2 separate regions of the Homo sapiens genome follow, and region 1 is linked to region 2. A link is a contact called in ENCODE Hi-C or POLR2A ChIA-PET data. All regions are on one chromosome and are shown on one strand. The core of a region is the stretch at or near the end of the contact, and the rest is flanking DNA. Distances in the headings are between cores, read along the strand shown. Region 1 holds the start of SERHL2 (serine hydrolase like 2). Region 2 holds the start of BIK (BCL2 interacting killer).

Region 1 (5,375 bases), core at 1-2,500, 560 kb before region 2:
TAACACGGTGAAACTCCGTCTCTACTAAAAAAAATACAAGAAAAATTAGCCGGGTGTGGTGGTGGGTGCCCGTAGTCCCAGCTACTCGGGAGGCTGAGGCAGGAGAATGGCGTGAATCCGGGAGGCGGAGGTTTAAGTGAGCCGAGATCGCGCTACGGCACTCCAGCCTGGGCTACAAAGCGAGACTCTGTTTCAAAAAAAAAAAAAAAAAAAAAAAAGAGAATTCACTACCAGTACTTGTTCTTATTTGTCCTAGACTTGCCACTGTTTCAGACTCAAAGGGTGCACTTTCCCTCTTTCATTGTAGGATTTAGTGCATGAATCTGCTCACCCCAAACATCCTCTTCATAACTTGGGGTTTTCGATCCTTTCCAGGCAGATATTGTTTATAATCCCTCACCTGGAGGGTTCCTCCACGTCCCCAATTTATACATTCATTTGTTCACCTGTACAATTTTTTTTTTTTTGAGACGGACTCTCGCTGTCGCCCAGGCTGGAGTGCAGTGGTGCGATCTCGGCTCACTGCTGGCTCCGCTCCCCCGGGTTCACGCCATTCTCCGGCCTCAGCCTCCAGAGTAGCTGGGACTACAGGCGCCCACCACCTCGCCCGGCTAATTTTTCGTATTTTTAGTAGAGACGGGGTTTCACCATGTTAACCAGGATGGTCTCGATCTCCTGACCTTGTGATCCGCCCACCTTGGCCTCCCAAAATGCTGGGATTACAGGCGTGAGCCACCGCGCCCGGCCTGTACAACAATTATTAAGACTGGCTTGTGCCAGGCTCTGCTGAGAATCCCAGGACACGGTGGGGACACGGTGGACGCAGGCTGTCCGTCAAGGGGGCTAGTAAGCCACTAAACAAAGGGTAGCCTTCAGCCCTGCGGCGCGGGCCAGCGAGCATTCAGAGGCCCAACTCGCTGTGGTTGCTCCCCGGGTCTGGTCCCGCGCGGACGTGGGGGCGGCCATCAGGACTGCCCGGGGGTTGGCGCCCTGCTGGGTTCCAAGCCGGTGGGCGCGGACAGTGTGGCGGGAAGGCCGGGCCTGGCGGGTGGGGGCGCGGCCTGGCGGTGGGGGTGGACCTTCCTGGGGTGGAGCCCGCGGCTGTGGGAGCAGGGCCCGCCGGGGCTCGGGCAGGGCGGTGGGAAGGCGGGGCCTTCTGAGTGGGGGCGGGGACTGCTGGAGTTGCGGGGCCTGCCTGGGGTAGGGCGGGGCAGGACAGCTTGGAGATAGGGCCCGGAATTGCGGGCGTCACTCTGCTCCTGCGACCTAGCCAGGCGTGAGGGAGTGACAGCAGCGCATTCGCGGGACGAGAGCGATGAGTGAGAACGCCGCACCAGGTCTGACGGGGAGGCCTTGTGCGAGCGTCCCACTGCCCACCCACCTGGTTGGGACAGTAGAAGAGGGCGGGATGGAGTGGAGGGTTCGCCGACCGCGTCGCCCTCCTGGGTGTCGCAGCTCCTTCCTCGGCAGTCCCGGGGCATGAGAGCGCGACCGGCCAGGAGTTGGGGGACCCGGGACACGGCCGCACGTGGCCTCCCAGGGTTCCAGGAGCCCCTGAGTTAGCCGAGCGTGCGCGTGGGTGTCGGGGGTGCGCAAGTCTCCAGCCTTGCAGAGACGGAGGAGGCTGCCAGATGTGGGGGCGGTGGGGGTTCCTGGAGTCCCACCGCCTGCCCTAAATTTCCACTCCGCCCTTGTCGCCCAGTGTGACCTTGGGCATGTACTGCAGCTCCCAGTGCCTCAGTTTCCTGCTCTGTGGAGGGAGAGTGACAGTGGTCCCACCTGCTGCGTGTATGAGGGTTTGGCACCCCTCTGGCCTTTGGGAAAGGCTTAGGAAACGGGCTGTTTCTTTACTCCGGTTTTACAGGAAAGGAAACAGGCTCAAGACGTTTTAGTAACTTCTCCAAGGTTACCCAGCCAGCAAGTGATGGGGTCCAGGCCTGACCAGCGCCCCCGCCCCAGCACATTCTAGAAGGTTCTGCCCCAGTTTAAATGGGGTGCATGCTCTGAGGCCTGTCACAGCTTTTTCCGGCTTAACTTCTCTGTCCCTCCTCTGGGAGTCTCCACTCCCATGTCTGACTCTCTCCCCATAACCTTCTGGGGCAGCTAAGGGTCTGAGTCCCTCTGGACATGAGCCCCTGGCTCAAGCACATCAGGCAGAGATAAGGGGCTCAGGGAGCACCAGCTTCATGGGTGAATGAATGAAGGAATGAAAGACCCGGCTGTGTCTTTCAGGTCTGATCTCAGAGCTGAAGCTGGCTGTGCCCTGGGGCCACATCGCAGCCAAAGCCTGGGGCTCCCTGCAGGGCCCTCCAGTTCTCTGCCTGCACGGCTGGCTGGACAATGCCAGCTCCTTCGACAGACTCATCCCTCTTCTCCCGCAAGGTGTGAGGCTGGGGCTGAAGGGAAGGCCAGGGGGAAAGTGGGCAGGAAGGTGAGGGGGGAGGTCTGCAGGGGAATGAGGAGGGCGGGGAGACAGCTGGCATAGACACCTCTTCCTACCCTCCAACCCGCTTCTCTCTGTTTCAGACTTTTATTACGTTGCCATGGATTTCGGAGGTCATGGGCTCTCGTCCCATTACAGCCCAGGTGTCCCATATTACCTCCAGACTTTTGTGAGTGAGATCCGAAGAGTTGTGGCAGGTAAGAAACAGAGTGTGTATTTTCGGCGGTGTGGGGGGTGCTCTAGGGCACCCCCTCTTATCACTGGAGGCGGGGTAGGATCCAGGAAGCAGCGCTGGCCTGAGAGTGGGGCCTGGGCTCTGGCCCCAGGTCTGCCAGCAATTCACGGGAGATCTTGGGAAAGTTGAAGAGTTCGCTTCCTCCAGTGGGTCCCCCAAGCTAGTGTCCTGGGTGGACACCCCAGATGCTGGGAAGGGATTTCCTGAGCCTGGGGACTAGAAGCAAGATCGTGGGCTGAGCCTGTGCCCAGCCGGACCTTCTGGCTCCTTGCATTTCCAGCCTTGAAATGGAATCGATTCTCCATTCTGGGCCACAGCTTCGGTGAGTACAGTGGCCAGGAGCTGACCGGGCCCGGAGTAGGGCTGGGAGGGAAGGATAGGAGCTGCTGCCCCACCCCTTTCCCCTGCACTTATGAGATCTGCAAAGAGAGATGAGAGGGTCAGTCAGAGGTTGACCACTGTACCCTCTGACCTCAGGCAACTGCCGCAAGGGACACAGGGATGAGGGAAATGTGGTCTTTTGAGTGGTCAGGTCTGATGAAGGGGACATCATGGCCCAGATGCTGAGCCCCCAGCCACCCATATGGTGCCCCCCCCCCCCAACTGGTGGGAAGAAGCTTTAGGGTATGCAGCTGGGGAGGGAGTGAGGGAATGTCACCCACAGCTCTTTTGTCCCCCAGGTGGCGTCGTGGGCGGAATGGTGAGTAGATGGCTTTGTCTGGCCAACTGGGGCTCCCTTGGGTGGAGTGGGGAGGGGAGCACAAAGGAGGAAGGAGAAGGTACCTGGGACAGAAAGTGCCTCCTCCTGTCACAGTGACAGTCCTTATACCAGGAAGTTGGTGTAAACGGTGGAGACTCCTGGTAGAGTTCATGTTTCCACGCCCCCATACCCGGTCCCACCGCACCCTGGAGTCCAGCCATCACCAAGGTCTGGAGCTCAGTGCTGGGTGCAGACTTAGGGGTGGTGGGGGAAGGCACACCATAGATAGAAGATTCTCCTCTGGCCTCTTGGTCAGCACCCTCCCCCCAGCCTAAAAGATGTTTCGGGGAACTCCAGGGTCCCCAGGGAAAGGCGGGAGTGTCCTTTCCTTCTTCCCCCTATTCATTCTCCCCTTTTGGCATCCTCACAGTTTTTCTGTACCTTCCCCGAGATGGTGGATAAACTTATCTTGCTGGACACGCCGCTCTTTCTCCTGGAATCAGATGTGAGAAGCGGGCTTTCGTGCATGCTGTCATTAGGGAGGACCTGGGCCCCGGGCAGCGCTCCCAGCCCTGTCTCCTTTGGTGGACACTAGGGAAGCACGAGGAGGCGGCAGAGGGTGGGAAAGGGGAGTCAGGGACCCGCTCCCCAACAGATGACAGGCTTCTGCTGCTTATACCCCTAGCAGTGGTCAGGACAAGGGGTGTGGGGGACCCCTTGGAAACTGGATGTGTGGCTCGGGATCTGCAGAATGCCAGGCTGATCACGCAGTGGCAGGCAGTGGAAGAGGGCAGCGGCCATGGGTGGAAGATGTTCTAGGGCACACAGCTGGGCCGGCACACTGCACTCACACCCAGTCGAATGCCTTTGCACTGTGTCCACATTGCACCACCACACATGACAGCCCTAAATGTGAACTGAAGGAACAAGGACTGACCCCTCTGACCACCACTACCCATAACCAGTACTGTCTCTGCGTCTGAGTCCTGGCCTGGTTTACCTGCTGGGTGACCCCTGGCAAGTTACTTTGCCTCTCTGGGCCTTAGTTCCCGCACGTGTAAAATGAGGTTGGGCTCAATGACCTGGCCAGCTCTGACATCCTGTCATTTTCTTGCCAAGGTCTCAGCCTATCAGTTGTGACACAAGTCTCATCAGTTTCAGTTTTCTTGTCCATAGAATGACCACAGATCGGCCAGATGCGGTGGCTCACGCCTGTAATCCCAGCACTTTGGGAGGCCGAGGCTGGCGGATCACCTGAGGTCAGGATTTCGAGACCAGCCTGACCAACATGGAGAAATCCCGTCTCTACTGAAAGTACAAAATTAGCTGGGCGTGGTGGCACATGCCTGTCATCCCAGCTACTTGGGAGGCCGAGGCAGGAGAATCGCTTGAACCCAGGAGGCGGAGGTTGCAGTGAGCCGAGATTGCGCCATTGCACTCCAGCCTGGGCAACAAGAGGGAAACTCCGTCTCCCAAAAAAAAAAAAAAAAAAAAAAAAAAGAATGACGGCAGATCCCATAAGGATAAGGATCATGTCCATCTCTGTCACCACATCCCCAATCCTGGCACCTAGTAAGGGCTCAGTAAATGTTCCTTGCATGAGCTCAGCTAGCTCAGGGGCTATTATAAGGATCCAATTTACAGATGGCAGACAGCAGACACTCCCTTCTTTCTGCATTTCACCCACTGAATTGACAAGTGCAGTGCCCCCAGGGGCTTCCTCCTGGGCGAGTCAAGAGGGGCATTTGGTCCTCTTGTCCTGCATTCTCAGGCATGGGTAGATGGGAGATGCCCCCCTCTGCAGCCCCAGGCAGTGGGCCTGAGGCTGTCCTCACAGAGTGAGCCACACATCATGGGGGAGCTTGGAAGCCCCAGAAATGCGCCCTTTCTGCCAGTCCCTTTCTGCCACTGAGAATGATGGCATTCGTTGAACCAGATGAAACTGCCAACCCCAGATGGTTCGTGGCCTCCGGACCCTAATTTCATGCCTTTGCAAA
Region 2 (5,623 bases), core at 2,390-4,889:
CACTCCAACTTGGATGACAAAGTGAGACGCTGTCTCCAAACAAAAACAAAAACAAAAACAAAAAAACAAACTAATAGGACCAGGCGTGGTGGCTCACACCTGTAATCCCAGCACTTTGGGAGGCCGAGGTGGGCAGATTCCCTGAGGTCAGGAGTTCAAGACCAGTCTGGCCAACAGGGTGAAATCCCGTCTCCACTAAAAATACAGAAAAAAAAAAAAAAAAAAAAAACATTAGCCGGGCGTGGTGGTGCATGCCTGTAGTCCCAGCTACCCTGGAGGCTGAGACAGGAGAATCTCTTGAACACAGGAGGCGGAGGTTGCAGTGAGCTGAGATGGCATCACTGCACTGCAGCCTGGGTGACAGAGTGAGACTCCATCTCAAAAACAAAACAAAACAAAAACAAACAAACAAAAACTCAATACACCTGTATTAGTATTGAGTTTAATTGACATACCAAAACATGCACAGTTCCTAAGCATTCAGCTGTTTGCATACATATGCACCCCTGCAGCCACCATCTGTGTCACCCCAGAAAGTTCCATAATGCCCCTTCCCAGCCAATACCCATCTTCACCCTGGAGAGGGAGCCGCCAATGTCACCTCTAGCGCCATAGATTAGGTGTGCCTGGTAATGAACTTCATGATGCCCAGAGATGACTACTATTCCCATTTTGCTGTGCTATATTTCCTTCCAGACTTTCACACATGGATTTTTTTTTTTTTTTCTTGAGACAGAGTCTCGCTGTGTTGCCCAGGCTGGAGTGCAGTGGCACAATCTCGGCTCACTGCAAGCTCCGCCTCCCGGGTTCACGCCATTCTCCTGCCTCAGCCCCCTGAGCAGCTGGGACTACAGGCGTCCACCACCACACCCAGCTAAATTTTTTTGTATTTTTAGTAGAGATGGGGTTTCACTGTGTTAGTCAGGATGGTCTCGATCTCCTGACCTTGTGATCTGCCTGCCTCGGCCTCCCAAAGTGCTGGGATTACAGGCACCTGCCACCTTGCCCAGCCATACATGGATTTTTAAAGAATATAGGATTCTAATGGACACAGTGATTTATACAGCATGCCATTTCATTCAATAGATCATGCGATCATGCATCTCCAAGACAGTTTCCTTCGTGAGCTTTTTTTTTTTTTTAGACAGAAGAATCTTGCTGTGTTGCCCAGGCTGGAGTGCAGTGGCACGATCTTGGCTCACTGCAATCAAGGCCTCCCAGGTTCAAGCAATTCTCTGCCTCAGCCTCCCAAGTAGCTGGGACTACAGGTGAGTGCCATCACACCCGCTACTTTTTTTTTTTTTTTTTTGAGACAGAGTTTCACTCTTGTTGCCCAGGCTGGAGTATAATGGCGTGGTCTCAGCTCACTGCAACCTCTGCCTCCCTAATTCTCCTGCCTCAACCTTCTCGAGTAGCTGGGATTACAGGCATGTGCCACCCCGCCCAGCTAATTTTGTATTTTTAGTAGAGATGGGGTTTCTCCATGTTGGTCAGGCTGGTCTCAAACTCCTGACCTCAGATGAGCCGCCTGCCTTGTCCTCCCAAAGTGCTGAGATTACAGGCGCAAGCCACCGCGCCTGGCCTAGTTTTTTAATTTTTAGTAGAGATGGAGTTTCGTCATGTTGGCCAGGCTGGTCTCAAACACCTGACCTCAGGTGATCCACCTGCCTTGGCCTCCCAAAGTGCTGGGGTTATAGGCGTGAGCCACCATGCCCAGCCATCTCTTCCTCCTTTTGATCAGCATATTGTCTTGGGATTTTGCAAAGTAAATAAGTACTGTATTTGCACCCACTCTGCCCTTGAATCATCCAGTGTCCCCAAACGGTCCTTCTTTCTCCATCTTTTCTGCTAATGTTTACTGAACATCTCCTACATACCTGGCACTGTGCCTCCAGCCTTAAGACCCCTCTGCAAGCATCTCACATATATCAGGTCTTTCGGACCCATGAGACCCCGTGTCATTGCTTTACCTCCCTGAGTCTCAATTTTTTCATCTGCAAAATGCATTCAGAGGGAAGCCCCCATTATGAAGGGTTCCCTGCTCCTGACTGTAAGGCACTCTGTGGCTGTTAGCCACAGTCAGGGCGAGCTGCTTTGTAGGGGTTGATGTAGTTTGGAGGCCCTAGAAGAAAAGACTACAGGGCCGGGAGTGGTGGCTCACGCCTGTAATCCCAGCACTTTGGGAGCCCGAGGCCGGTGGATCACCTGGTGTCAGGAGTTCAAGACCAGCCTGGCCAATATGGCAAAACCCCGTCTCTACTAAAAATACAAAAACTAGCCGGGCATGGTGGCACACGCCTGTAATCCAGCTACTAGGGGGGCTGAGGCGGGAGGATTGCTTCAACCTGGGAGACAGACGTTGCAGTGAGCCAAGATTGTGCCACTGCACTCCAGCCTGGGCAACAGGGCTAGACTCTGTCTCAAAAAAACAAAAACAAAAACAAACAAAAAAACCCCACAAAAGCAAAGAAGGTCCAGAGCCCGGAAGGCGGGAGGGGCTCTGAAGACTTTATCACACTTTACCTCCTCTGTTCCTCCCAACAGCCCAGCTCTTGGTAGGTGCTGTTGTCCATTTCACAGATGAGAACATTGAAGGGGAAGTAATTACCCTAGAGGTGGGAAGAACAGAGTGAGGGTACCCAACAGGTAGCAAACGACAGAGCTGGGGGAGGGGAACCCCTGTCCCTGCCCCTCCCCTAATCTCTGAGGGGATCAAGACAGAAGTAAACAAGCTTTGCCGTGCCCAGGACAATTGTTACTTTGTTATTCCAGGAGCGCTCTGCCTTCTCCCACCCCCAATATACCCCAGGGCTGGAGTTAGGTCCTACCCATCCCCGCGTAGCAGGCTGCCCACCCGCCCACCCCGCCTGGAAGCTTTCTGATTTCTCTGTTCGCCCCGCCAGGCGCTGTGGGGTCCGTCTCACCAGGTCTGCACGTGAGCCCCCTGCCCCCAATCCCTCCCAGTCCCGCCCGCCTCTCGCGGACCCGGAGCCCCGACGGGAGGGGGAAGGCAGTGGGTGTGTCATGCAGCTGGAAGGCTGCGGACGGGCGGCAGTGGAGGGGCAGCCCCCTGGCTTCGGGTATGGATCACTGGATGCTGCTGCTAACCAAATGTGAACCTCGGTTTTCATATTTGTGAAATAGGCTTTAAAACACCTAAATCCCAAAGCTGCCAGCCTAAGGAGCACACGTCTTTGAACGCTGGCTTCACGCTGTCATTTAAGTCATTTCGTCCTCTTGGAGCCTCGGTTTCCACGTGGGTAAAATGATCGTGAAAAAAAGCACCGAGGAGTACTTTGAGCTCGAACGGAGGCCATCCGTGTAAAGGGCCAGATTCTGTCAATGGATCGATCCCCCCGATATTGATGGAAACCCCTGAGTGCACGCCCGTGCTGGGCGCAGGGGAAACAGCGACGCACGGGACAAAACAAGCTTGCAGAACAGCAGGGGGCAGAGAGGCTGTAAACAAGCCAACGGGCTGCACTTGTAGCGGTTCTGTTGCCAATGCCATTCAGACCCCAGTCCGGGATTCCGCGCTCGGGGTGCGAGAGGCCGCTCCCGGGGAGGGGCGGGACCCGGGCGGGGCGGGAGGGGCGGGGCGCCCGGGCCTATTAGGTCCCGCGCCGGCAGCCGGGCCGCAGACACGAAGCCTCCCGGGTGGCTTACAGACGCTGCCAGCATCGCCGCCGCCAGGTGAGTGCCCCCGACCCTGCTGCCGCCCGCTGCTCCGCCCAGCTCGAGCCCGGCGGTTAGCGCCCAGGCCGCGGCCCGGGTGCCGAGCGGCTGGAAGTGTGGGGAGCCGTGCCCAGGTTTTACCGCTCCAGCAAGTCGCTGGCGGGGCGACGTCTCGGGACTCCGGCTCCGAAACGTACCCTCTCTGTCCGGGGCTCCAGGTCCCCGACGGGCGATCGTGCCAGGCGCGGCCCCTGCGGGCCTCAGTCTCCGCGCCTGTGCAATGGGGTGGTCCCTCTGCGTCTCGCCGCGACGGCTGGACGCCCCATCGCCGCCGCACAGTCCTCCAGTGCGGCTTCCGGGCACCCGGCTCCGAACTCTGGGGTCGTGCGGACCCGGCCAGACCGTAGCGCGGCAACGCCAGCCCACGGCCGCGGCCGCACAGCCCCGGTGCCCTTAAAAGAGGGAAGATGGCGTCGTGCCCGGTGCCGCCGGGACCGGCTCCCGGAGGCGCTGCGCACCTGAGGAAGGGCCGAGGAAAGGCTTCGTAACGGGACGCCCAGAAAGTCCGGAACAGGAACGTGCACACGGAGCGGCGCGCAGCCGCCCGCCCTCGCTTGCCCACGCGCCCTGCACAGGTGCGCCCCAGACTGGGCGGGGACTAGAGCCCGGCTGGGGCATGCGACCTTGTTTGGTAAATTGGAGGTGCGCCCCTGCGGGTGACCCGCGAGGGGGCCCCCCGCCTGCGGGGCGCGGTCACGACAAGGCTTGTGGGGTTCGGAGCTGGTCGTCGTCTGGGCTCTGGCCTCCTAAATGCGATCGCTTTCAAGCCCTTCATTGTCAATTTTGCTAGAATGAGCCACTCGTGGGGTAGGACGTGGTTGTTGATGTTACTGTTGTAGCTCTTACTATTGTAACATTTTTGTTGCTGTTTTAACGCAGTGTTTACTGTGGTCTGGGAGCCCGAGCTTCCCAGGGAGCATTGGTGTCAGCCTCATGTCCCCGCATTAGGAGGAGCGCAGTCTGGTGGGCACTAGCGCCGGGAAGTTCTTAACATCTGTCTGCCCCTGGGAGCAGGAGGCCTCATCTTCCAGGTGGAGAAACAGAGATTTCAGTCCCAGGAGGCACAGAAATGCCAGGGTTGTCTAGCTAGAAGCCAAGGGCCCTTTATGGAACCCAAGCCAAAACCTCTTTCCACTCTCCAGCCCTGTGGCCTCGGAAGGGCCACTCCATCTCTCTGAACCTCAGTTTGTTCTGTTCACTCTGCAAAATGTATCCCTGAGGTTTCTGGCCAGGTGAAAGCCCCTCTCAAGTTAGTAGCCTCCCTGGAGTTAAGACTCACCCCGATTTCTACTTAATTTGGGCACGCCTTTGGAATAAGTTCTCAGGAATGGCACAGTTTGGGTGTTTTTTGTTTCTTTTTGTTTTTTTTTGAAACAGAGCTTCGCTCTTGTTGCCCAGGCTGGAGTGCAATGGCGCCGTCTCGGCTAACTGCAACCTCGGCCTCCTGGGTTCAAACGGTTCTCCTGCCTCAGCCTCCTAGTAGCTGGGATTACAGGCGCCTACCACGAGGCCCAGCTAATTTTTTGTATTTTTAGTAGAGATGGGGTTTCACCATGTTGGCCAAGCTAGTCTCGAACTCCTGACCTCAGGCGATCCACCCGCCTCAGCCTCCCAAAGTGCTGGGATTACAGGTGTGACCCACCCCGCCCGGCTTGAGTGTTTAAATACTCCTGCCTCAGCCTCCCAAGGTGCTGGGATTACAGACGTGAGCCCCTATGCCTGGCCCTTTTTTTTTTTTTAATTGTCTTAAGGATGTTAAGACTAAGATTCTCACACATTTGACTCGTGCCTGTAATCCTAGCACTTTGGGAGGCTGAGGCAGGAGGATTGCTTGAGCTCAGGAGACTAGACTGGGCTAGACCAGACTGGGTAACATGGTAAAACCCTG

The links. Hi-C counts contacts between places; a loop is a spot of excess contacts on that map. ChIA-PET counts read pairs that join two places held with the same protein, here RNA polymerase II (POLR2A). Pooled maps may share reads with other maps.
Region 1: a loop to region 2 is called in a pooled map, with 2.1 times the contacts of the local background. The contact joins the promoter of SERHL2 here to the promoter of BIK in region 2. A Hi-C loop is called at or near these places in 1 of 168 maps with a recorded cell type or tissue (Ramos) and 1 of 50 pooled maps. POLR2A ChIA-PET finds 5 or more read pairs at or near these places in 1 of 52 experiments (HEK293).

The regions. Positions count from the first base shown.
Region 1 is chr22:42,552,706-42,558,080 of GRCh38, forward strand. SERHL2 (serine hydrolase like 2) reads left to right here and starts at 1,251. Exons shown (of 12, transcript NM_014509.5): 1 at 1,251-1,337; 2 at 2,233-2,382; 3 at 2,527-2,640; 4 at 2,959-3,000; 5 at 3,359-3,378; 6 at 3,809-3,883. The coding sequence starts at 1,316. RefSeq lists a silencer at 794-1,193.
Region 2 is chr22:43,107,111-43,112,733 of GRCh38, forward strand. It overlaps BIK (BCL2 interacting killer), which reads left to right and starts at 3,640. Exons shown (of 5, transcript NM_001197.5): 1 at 3,640-3,693. RefSeq lists silencers at 3,590-3,759, 4,290-4,509 and an enhancer at 3,707-4,265.